Regions from separate parts of the Homo sapiens genome. Here region 1 is linked to region 2. Evidence: chromatin loops called from intact Hi-C (ENCODE). Cell type or tissue: stomach. All regions are shown on one strand. Each heading gives the region's core, and the rest is flanking DNA. Links, peaks and the distances in the headings are about the cores only. Region 1 overlaps DCC (DCC netrin 1 receptor). Region 2 holds the start of LINC01919 (long intergenic non-protein coding RNA 1919).

The links. A loop is a pair of places that touch in the nucleus more often than their neighbours do. Peaks named below come from ENCODE experiments on the same cell type or tissue, not always from the same donor. Only the 100,000 strongest peaks of a DNase experiment are listed, where the experiment ranks them.
Region 1: a loop joins it to region 2, with 4 times the contacts of the local background. A loop is called at or near these places in 4 of 110 quality-filtered maps.

Annotation. Positions count from the first base shown.
Region 1 is chr18:53,502,116-53,507,507 of GRCh38, forward strand. The region is part of intron 27 of DCC (DCC netrin 1 receptor); the gene reads left to right. It overlaps LOC124904304, which reads right to left. Exons shown (of 4, transcript XR_007066375.1): 3 at 3,108-3,205. Among named protein-coding and RNA genes, the nearest start is that of LINC01919, 64 kb to the right of the region's middle. In stomach, for the core only: no CTCF peak of the experiment used is centred there; no DNase peak of the experiment used is centred there.
Region 2 is chr18:53,565,975-53,571,366 of GRCh38, forward strand. All of the region lies in intron 2 of LOC124904304, which reads right to left. LINC01919 (long intergenic non-protein coding RNA 1919) reads left to right here and starts at 2,473. Exons shown (of 6, transcript NR_110798.1): 1 at 2,473-2,576. RefSeq lists an enhancer at 661-1,517. In stomach, for the core only: a CTCF peak has its summit at 2,159 (motif pointing right); no DNase peak of the experiment used is centred there.

The DNA.
Region 1 (5,392 bases), core at 158-5,157, 64 kb before region 2:
TTCTTTTGTTTTTATTTGAACTATTTCTCTCAAGCCATCTCTTCTTTCCTATTTTCAGATATCTCTGGCTAGAGTTTTTGTTTGATTTTATGTTTTTTATAGCTCCTCTTTAAATGCCACTCCTCTCCCCCACTCAACTGGAGGCATGCCCCGCCATCCCTTTGGAATTATTAAATTCTTTTTCCTTTAGTGTTTCTCTCTTATTGTCTTCCTATGATTCCTGTTCATTTCATAATGTCTTACCTCATGATTTTCAAATAAGTTCTTCCTGCATTGCTCCTGACACATGGTAAATAGCATGCTTTTTAAAAGGGCTAATGTTTACTTATTCTGATAGAAAAAGAAAATTAGCAGACTGACAAATGTATTAGCTGTGACATTAACTACATGCTTCTTAGACTTAAAGATGAAATACTTAGAGCTTTCAACAAGTTTTGATTCTAAGAAAATCATTACTTTCCTCAAACCGATTGATGAAGTAAAGTCATTCTCTTGTCAGCTTTTAAAAAAAATACCTCAAATAATTTTACTGTGGATTTCACAAGAAAGGACTGCATAATTAGTGATGAATTTATCTTTACTTACCGCAAGTAATTACTTTAGAATATGGTAATGTGAGGCATTGCTCTAATTTTTAAAAATGAGAAACTTCTACTTTGAAAGCTTTGAGATTAGGATCAAGGAAGAAGCTCTTTCCCCACTCAAATTCCTGTGTGTGAATTTGCTTTTTTTTTTAAATTTATTTTATTTTAGGTTCTGGGGTACATGTGCAGGACATGCAGGTTTGTTACATAGTTAAACGTGTGCCATGGTGGTTTGCTGCACCTATCAACCCATCACCTAGGTATTAAGCCCTGCATGCATTAGCTATTTTTCCTGATGCTCTTCCTCCCTTCACCCTACCCACCGACAGGCCCCAGTGTGTGCAGTGTGTGTTGTTCCCCTCCCTGTGGATTTTCATGGGCAACACCATCAGTCTGTGCCTTAGTTTGCCTCCCAATAAGGCACACAGAGCTATGCTTGCAGCAGTTTTACATGGGTCTAGGGCAAAACATATTATGCAGTAATAGTCTCCATGGGGTTGCAGAGCATTTTGCAATATTTTTATAGTAAGCAGTAATTAGAAAGCCATTCTGTTGTCATAACGACTGAAATTCTGCTTACCTGAAAACAGATTCATTTCCTCAATTTTTTTTCCTTCCACCTGCTGAGTTAAAAATGTAACTTACAAGACTCTAGGGTATTTATGGTGTTTCTTACAATTTCATCATCACCTTATAATAGAGTGCTTCCATTTTTTAATGCTTTATCTATAGACGTGAATAACCGTGAGATCTTTACACATTTCATGGAGGCTGCAATCACTACACTTTGCAAATCACAAATGTAGACATGTAAGTGATTTGGCTTAGTCCACTTTCAGGTTAAATAGAAAATGTTTGATAGAGTATTGGGCTTATTGCATTATAGATCTGACATAAATTTTACAAAGGGCTAAGATAGGGTGTGTGGGTTTTTTTCTTCTTTACTAGTTAAAATTCCTTTTAGTGATCAGCTGCACTTTAAATGAACCTGGGTTAGGAGACCATTTGTCTTCTAGAGATGTAATTCTAAAGGGAAAGAAAATGTGATCTCTTAAATAGTGACCTTTATATCATAATACTCTTTTATAACATTAGCCCCCTGGACCTCTTGCAACTTTGTAAAACTCCATAAGCACTATATTTTCCTTCATTTACACATTGCATTTTACACACATATATTTATAAAAGCAAAACTCCAGAGCATTCTGATCTTTTCCATCTTCAAGGGATCAATATGTCAGTGGACATGACAAGTCCAAAACTCACTTCATTGTACTGCGAAATTGAGTTTGATTTTCCCCGTGCAAATTGTGGCATGTGCTTTAATTTGTCTGAGGACTGAAGACAAGGAGGGGGTGGAGGTGGCTGACAGTGGACAGAAAAGGCGTTTGATTTATATTTTATGGATGGTTGGGAAATCATGTATTCCTGCTGTAACCTGATCTTTTTGGCAGGCCTTATTTCAGTAAATCTGCTATCACACAAAACTGCCAATAAATTACTATAATGCCTTAATACAATTGCTTTCCCTGAGCCACTCGTAGGCTGCCATTGCGGGTATTCATCAAGAATACCACACGAGTGTTCCATTCTGCTAAAATCAGCCACAGGCAGAGGTCATGGGAGATCAGACATCCTTTAGAAGGTGACACAAGACGGTCATTTTAAAGGCCAGTCAGATAGAATAAATCATTGGCACAGCTAAATAGGAGAGATGTGTTGATTTGCTGTTATTGAAGCCAATACTTCCAATCAATGCTATAGTGGAAAATTACACTACATCTAAGTTTCATCTCATGTGAAAGCTATCGGTGTGGCTTTTTGGTAGACATCTCCTTGAAATTTTCCTGTCCTCACTCCTAACAGAATTAGGATGATTCGATTTGGTCTGGTCATCCTAAATTACCATTGGTAAAATGTAATTAAGGCAAATTTAAGTATCAATAATGTTTGTGACTCTGGAACCTACCTACTTGGTGGCTTAATAAATTAGTATTTCCTCTGAGGTTTTAGAAAATAAATATTAATAGGAAAAGAGCTCTGTTAATTGCCCAGAGGAGAGAGAAATAATTTCTAGAAGAGTCATTATGCGTAAGCCAAGTAATTGATGCCCTATTTATAAGTGACAAAGCAGAGGCCTAAAAACGTTAGGTAGCTTGCCCAAGGTCAACAATTGAGGTGACAGCCAAATGTAAAGAATTTGGAGAAATGTTTTTTTGTTTGTTTGTTTGTTTTTTTAACTAACTTTGAAGATAGATAGATACAGGATTTTACCTAGCTTTTTTGTGATGTTAACAGTTATTCTTAGAGTGACTTTTTCCCCCCCTAAAAGGGGTCTTCTAGGATCCTAATAATTAAATATTCTTTAGGAGGAACTACATCAGGTAAGTTAAGTCATTTAGCTGAGTGTTTGAGTAAACATTTTATTCCTTTATGTTGGCATTACATGGAGAGGAGATGTTATAGCAAAAGTAGCAACTAGCTGGAGCACTCTGGAATAGCTGCCATCTGCCTTTAACTCACCTGTCCAGTCTGTCTGTCGAGTATCCCTCTACGGTAAGGCAGGAAGCCAGGGGCTGACATCTGACATCTGTTGCTTTCACCATCACTGATGGCCAAGGCTTTAGAAACAAATTAAAAAAAATAAAGATGAGCATAAAGAAGTATATAAGAGTTTAAGGCATATGGGACTATTGCTTACAATGGGAGTTGGAGAGTGTGAGCATAGGTCAATGAGAGCAAAAACTGAACAGCTAGTATTTTTCAGAATTGCAAAAACTTCTTTTGGGGAGGGAGTGAATGACTGCAGTAGAAAAGTTTGAGTCCCTTTTATGAAAGGTTTGCCCAATTACAAGAAAATATCGCATCAAGAATTGTTAGACCATATATGAAACTGAAGTTAACTATATCAACCTAATACAATGAAACTCTGAGGTTAAAGTATTCAGTGGCCATCCAGATAATCGTAAGAGAAAGTGAAAAATAATAAATAATCTATTTTCAGAACTTTGTAACCTAATAGAAGACATAATTCGAAACATGTAAGCTACAAAGAATGTACTTGGATTATACTGCAGAGTGGGTGGCCGCATGAGTGACAGAAGGAATGGTGAAGGAAAGGTGGGCAGTAGGTTGTTTTCAAGGCAGTAAATATTCCTTTTACATTTCTTATACACTTGATGGGTCACATGGTTAACTACTGCTGTATAGATTTTGTTGTTGTTTTGAAATATTTTGAAAATAAAGCATCTTTTTAAAAATCAACTTACATAAAAGTAGTAAGGCTTATGCTTTATACTTTGTCACCTTTTTATAGTTTACAGAGGACATTTCCAAATAAATGTATATCTACCTGAGAAGTAACTTTGACCAGCATTACCAATACAGAGGTCAATATTTAGAGAGGTTGAATACCTTTCAACTTTTCCAGGGTCATGTGTCATTATTCTTAGGACCTTCATCGCCACCCTTACATATGGTGGACACTCGAATGTTGGTTGAATTGGTCAGAATATAATAAAATAATTAAGGTGAGAGCCAGAATTTGACTGCAGTTCTTCAATTTCAAGTCTAATAATGAGTTTAGACAAACCAGAGCGACTTGTAAGTTTGTAAGGATTAGATATCAGGTACTAGAAAAAGATAAAGGCAGATACGATGAAATAACTTACAAATTCATGAACATTTTATAACATGTTTAATAATCTGAACTATAAATAGCATCTTATGCTAAAGCCAAATAAATTGCATAGAGTGGAAAAGACACTTGAAACCACAGCCCTCGGAAATTCAGTGGTTTATTTTTATGAAAATAAACAGACATGCAGTGGCCTCCATAAAGAAGAATAGAATTCTCTGCGTTCATAGAAAGGAGGCGGCCAGGTGTGGTGGCTCACACCCGTAATCCTAGCACTTTGGGAGGCTGAGGCAGGCAGATTGCCTGAGCTCAGGAGTTCAAGACCAGCCTGGGCAACACAGTGAAACCCCATCTCTACTAAAATACAAAAAATTAGCCGGGCATGGTGTCATGTGCCTGTAATCCCAGATACTCAGGAGGCTGAGACAGGAGAATCACTTGAACCTGGAAGGCAGAGGTTGCAGTGAGCCAAGATCATGCCACTGCACTCCAGTCTGGGTGACAGAGCAAGAGACTCCATCTCAAAAAAAAAAAAAAAAGGAGGAGGAGTGTGGATCAGTGGAAGTCAGTCAGAGTCCTAAGGACTAGTCTCTCCATCATGCCAACTACAGAACTGATTTTGCTCTTCTGAATCTCACTTTTCTCATCTGTGAAATCAGATGGTCTTTCCTCTTTAAGGAGGAAGGAAACATGAAATTCTACAACCTCAGTTACTACAGAAATAAGGGTAGATATTCTCCCTTTCTCCTTTTTGTTTTGTGAAAGACTATGAGTAAGAGAAAGGTTTTAATTTGAATATTTTGAGACTCATGGTATACATTTTAAGTATTCTAAGTAGTTGACAGATCTTTAAAGTTCTTCAATGAGCATCAAGTTACAGTTGCTTTCTTTGGCAGCAAGGGGAAATGTTGAAATAAAGTGCTCACATAAACCTCTGTGCTAATGGACTATTGAAAATGTGTTATGAAAAATCTAACATACTGAAAGCAAACAAAAAGTCTCTGTCATATTAAACAGTTTAACCATCAGCAACCCATTTCTAAAGACATGACCTGTAGTACCTAAAAGACTGTGTGAAAAACAGTCTTCGATTTGAATGTTTATAACTCTTATCTTACTAGCAGGGACTTATAAACGAATTCAGGTGTCATGTTAAACATCTTGTGTGTGT
Region 2 (5,392 bases), core at 113-5,112:
GGCAGATTCTGATGCATTCAGTTCCTAACAACATTTGTCTTTGTGGGCTACAACCACTGGCCTAGAAAAGAAAACAAGTATCTCTGGAGTCAGCAGGATGAAAGCTGGAAGAACTGACTAAATCAGCGCTTCTCAAGATTCTCCAGGCCATGGATAATGTCGAAGACAAACACTTCTGGCATCATCCAGCACACACATTCTTCAACTGTTCCTATTAAAATACTTCTCTTGAGCAAATGAACACACATAATTCTTTGAACAAAACATAAACAAAAATGTAATTCAGTGGTTGGGTGCGGTGGCTCATGTCTGTAATCCCAACATTTTGAGAGGCTGAAGCGGGAGGATTGCTTGAGGTCAGGAGATCGAGACCAGCCTGGACAACATGATGAAACCCTAGGTCTACTAAAAACACAAAAATTAGCTTGGCATGGTGGTTCAGGCCTGTAATCCCACCTACTTGGGAGGCTGAGGCACGAGAATCACTTGAACCAGGAAGGTGGAGTTTGCAGTGAGCCAAGATTGAGCCACTGCATTCTAGCCTGGACCACAGAGCAAGGCTCTGGCTCAGAAAACAAAAAAGAAAAAAGAGAAAAGAAATGTAATTCAGACACAAAGTAATTTTTAGACATAAAAATTGATACTAGCCTATATAGATATTAATACTTAAGCCTACAGTGGGAGGTCACCATCCATGATCGTGGGTTTACCCAGGCATTCTATAGTCACGACCAGTCATTTTCAGAACAAATTATTAAGTTTCTCTGTAATGTGTCCTTACTCCACACACACAAACACACACACACACACACACACACACAGACACTCTCTCTCTCTCTCTCACATTACCCACTCCCAGGCAAACTAGATGTTTTGAATTGCTAATGGTGCAATTTAAGGCACTGTAGGTGGTATATTATAAGTTCCTTTCAAATATTGCAGGATGGATCTGTTAATGAGGGATTCTTCACAGGTTAAAAGAAGGAATCATTTCTAAAAAGCCCAGAGGAATTCCAGACTTCAAAGCTGCATTTTTCACTCTGTTTATAGTCATTAGGTCCCATGAACAGAAATTTAAAATCATAAGATACCAGGAGATAATGGGGATTTCTAATGACTAAAGGTAAAATGTCTAGACTCTCTTTGTGATGTTATACTGCAATAACTTGAAAATGAGGTAAAACAAAAACAATCATAAAAAATTAAGGTGAAACAAAAGATCACTTAACTTATGAATTTTTAAAGTGTGGGTCCAGGTTAGCTAAGTTTCCCTTTTAACTATGACTTAGGCTTTTGGGGAGCCCCTGCTGAGAAATAGATGTCTTACTAGATATCTCAGAGTTACAACTAAGGTAGAAAGCATTTTGACATAATTATGCATGTTTGTATTTATAAAGAGGTATTTTTTATTATGCTTATTATTTGGTTTTCTCCTAGAGTAGGTCAGAACACTTTCTCAAGCTGTTTTCTTGATGCAAAGATATCCATTGCACATCCAGAGACACACACACACACCATCAGAAAGCAATATCTATGTGGCATCCGGTAATATGGTGTTTTAGTCTGTTTTCTGTTGCTGTAACATAACACCACAAACAGCAATTTATTTTTTTGAAAAATTAAGTGTATTTAGTTCATGGTTGCAGAGGCTGAGAAGTCCCAGCGCATGGTGCTGGCATTTAAAGAAGGCCCTCTTGTTGCATCATAACATGGCAGAGGGGATCATAAGGTGAAAGGGCAAGAGTATGCCATCTCAGCTCCCTCCTCCTCTTCTTATAAAGCCATCAGTCCCACCATGGGAGCCCCACCTTGATGACCTTATCTAATCCTAATTACCTCCCAAAGGCCCTACCTCCAAATACTATCAATGTATGAATTTGGGGATTAAGTTTTCAACACATGAGATCTGGGGTATACATTCAAACTATAGCATATGGTAGTATCTGTCAGCTTCAGTCTTTTAGATTTCCTTTAGGATCACTGCAATCATAAGCATATGCCACAGACATCAGAATTCTCTTTGGGCGTTCTTATTATGTCTCTTGGAATAATTATATATGGCTGCCTCCCTTTTCTCAAAATCACAAGACTTCGTCTCATTAAGTCTGTGGTGAAATTGTTTCCCTGTCAACTGGTAAATGGTTGTAATTACAGCAGAAAACCACCAGATGGCAAAATGGCAAACTCACATGAATCCAGATAATAAAAGGGTCTTCCTTTCTTTGAGGGCTTCCTTCAAAAACCTTGGCCTGCGATGGCCTGGATTGCAGGAGTCCTATGATGTTGGCTAGTCGGTGTAATTGTCGGGCTTTTCCCTTAATCCATTTATGCCTGAGGTTGCAATTTTTTGAATTTTTGCAATTAGACCTTGGCGATGACCTTGAGCAGTAGGATATAAATAACTCCCTTGTGTTTAGCATTCCAGTAATGGAACACTAGCCATAATAAACCGTTCCAAAAATGCGTTCTAATGGCTCTCAAGCAAGGTCCACTTGCAGTGAAATAAACCAGAGGTTTGAATCATGGCTTGATACGAAATTATTGGAAAGAATATGGCGATGACATCCACAATGCCGGTAAATACGTTAGTATTTGGAGGACTCCAAAGGGTGGATCTGAGAGTGGAGAATGAATATACAAATCTCTAGCCTCTGGAATAGCATTATGTAAAGGCTCTGGAAAACATGGTTCCTCAAAAATCCCATTTCCGTGTTAAATCATCCTCTCATCTGGGCATTTGACTTCATAACTAATTTAAGTCCCTCTATTTGCAGTTGAAGCCCCTCTCCTTTCCTCCAGTTAACAGGAGGCTTTGAAAATGAAATATCTTTTAAAATTATTCACAAATATTCTGGTGGGACACCAAGCACACCACTTCCATATCAGATGCATTAACTTACTCATATTTTATGCATATAACTTTATATATCCATTATGAGGCAGAAAAATGATTCTGGAGATCTATGTGAATTACCTATAACTTGAATCACAACCTAAATAATATCACTATTATTCAAGGTTTTTTATTGAATATGTTTTATTTCTGCTTTAAAAGCATATTATATTTGATTTAAATGGAGTAATAAAAAGAGGAGTATTCTGATATAACCCTATAAATCATCAATTTAAAAGTAGATCTTAAGATTTCCTTATTTCCTTAATTTAGCAAGTGATTTCCAAGCTGGTGTATGGAGATAAGTAGTAATATACAAAAATGCTAACATGGGCTAGTGAACCTCTTTCATTATTTGAAAAAGCAGAATAGAAACTGAGCAGTTACCAACAAGAAGCCTCTGTCAGATAAACTAAATTTTTTCTGCTCTGGCATAGAATTATATCAGCTCAATTGAATGTGAAACGATAATGACAATATTAATAATTAATGCTTATAATAACTAATGACAAAGATGATGCTGAGTCATTTAATATTTGCAGTGTTGCCATGAGTCAGGATGTCCTCATATTATACATAATGTAACTGAGGCTAACATGTCTTTTATTCAGCAATTTGCATATGGTTTTAATGTTTCTAACAATTGAGCTTTACTATTATGAGTATTTTTGGAATAACTATCAGAAGCTCTGATAGTCATTGTGTATAAATTTACATAGATTTTGCAGTTTATCATTGCAAACATAACATTTCAGGGTAGTCATAAATATTGGTACATAAAATACATGAGTAAAATTTGAAAATGAATAGCTAATCTGGAAAAGTTTGGAAACCTCTGTTGTAGGCAGTGAAGACACAGCCTTCAACGAAAGAGTGTTGATTGGTGAAACCTTTTCCAAATCTTCATGCTGATTATTGAGCAGGTTAAAATACATATAGCTCTCCATATTACCTTTCATGCATAACAAGAATGGAAAAACCATAGACCCTCATAATAAGGGGCTCAGAATAGTAAGGATCCAACTCATGTTAGATATCATGGGGGGAGGCAGGGAATGGCTTCTCTTTTCTCATTCTCTTCAGCTTTTTCTTTTTCGTTCTGATTTTGAAGATGTTTTCTTCAACTCATCTTCCACATATTCTTTTTAAAGGTTTTCTGCTAGGATCTTTCAAACTCTGAAATATCTTCTCAGTTTCTGAATGTTCATTTTTACAGTATTTTGATTTTATACGTGCTGTATGCTCTTTTGCCTTCTAAGATATAAATATACATTTTGTTGAAATTTTCTTCTGTTTGCTGCACTTCCTTGATTATTAATTATTTGAGGCCCTTTTATATTTATTGGTCACTTTAAGATCTCTTTTTTGAAGTATTTTTTCAAGTCTAATGTCCATACTTCTACTAAGTTAAAAGGACTTAGGAATTATATCTCCCTTTTGCCGTTCCCTAGAATAGTATGCATGAATTTGATGCTAATGATGAAGCCACTTTATGCTTAGTTTTTAAATTGCAGATTCAATTTATTTAATAACTATAAGACCATATAAACTTTGATTTTTTACAGTTTCAGTTTTGGTAAGATATGCTTTTTTATTTTCCCATTTATTCTAAACTTTCATATTTATTTACAACATTTTACCATTTTTTGGTGTCTATAAGATTGTTAGTAGCTTTTCATCTTTTTCATTAGTGCTATTTTTAGTGTTTTTTTTCCTTTTTTCCTATTACTAAGGGTTTATGAGTGCTGTCGTTTTTTTCCCCAAGAATTAACTTTCAGTTTAGTTTATGTTAGCTATATTTCCTATGTTACCATCTGCTCTTATTTATTCTATTTTCTGTCTTCTATTCTCTATCAGTTTTATTTTTCCTAACTTCTTGAGATTATGCTCAGCATTCTGTCTCTACCAATTTCAAAGGGTTAAAATAATATAGAATATATTTTTAAAGATAGTAAAATGCAGGTGAAAGAACAACAAGATAAATTTTAAAGCTCCCTAAGTTTGGAAGTTAAGAAGTTTATTTCGAGATAATTCATGGGTGAAGGACGACACAACAATAGAAATTAGAAAATATTTGGCACTGAATTATAAGAAACATAGCATTTATTGAGACTTGTGGGATATAGCAAAAGCCAAACTTATGGATAATGTATAACATAAATGTAGATTTTTAAAATCTGGAAATAAATGACATTTGTTAATGTTCAAAGAATATATTCTATATGATTTTAATTGGTAGAGACAGACAACATGGGCCAGCATATGTTTATTTTTGGTAAATGGTTCTTATGTATCTAAAGTGAACACACATTCTGCATGCTATTGTGTGCAGCATTCTATATATGTCAGTTGAACGATTTGTTAGTAATGTTGTCTGAATTCATATCCTTAGGAATTATTTGACCTACTTCTTCTATCATGCGCTGAGGTGGGTTAAAATTCCCCACTATGTCTCCATTTACTTGGTTTTTGGGGGTTTTTTTTAAGTGGTGTTTAATA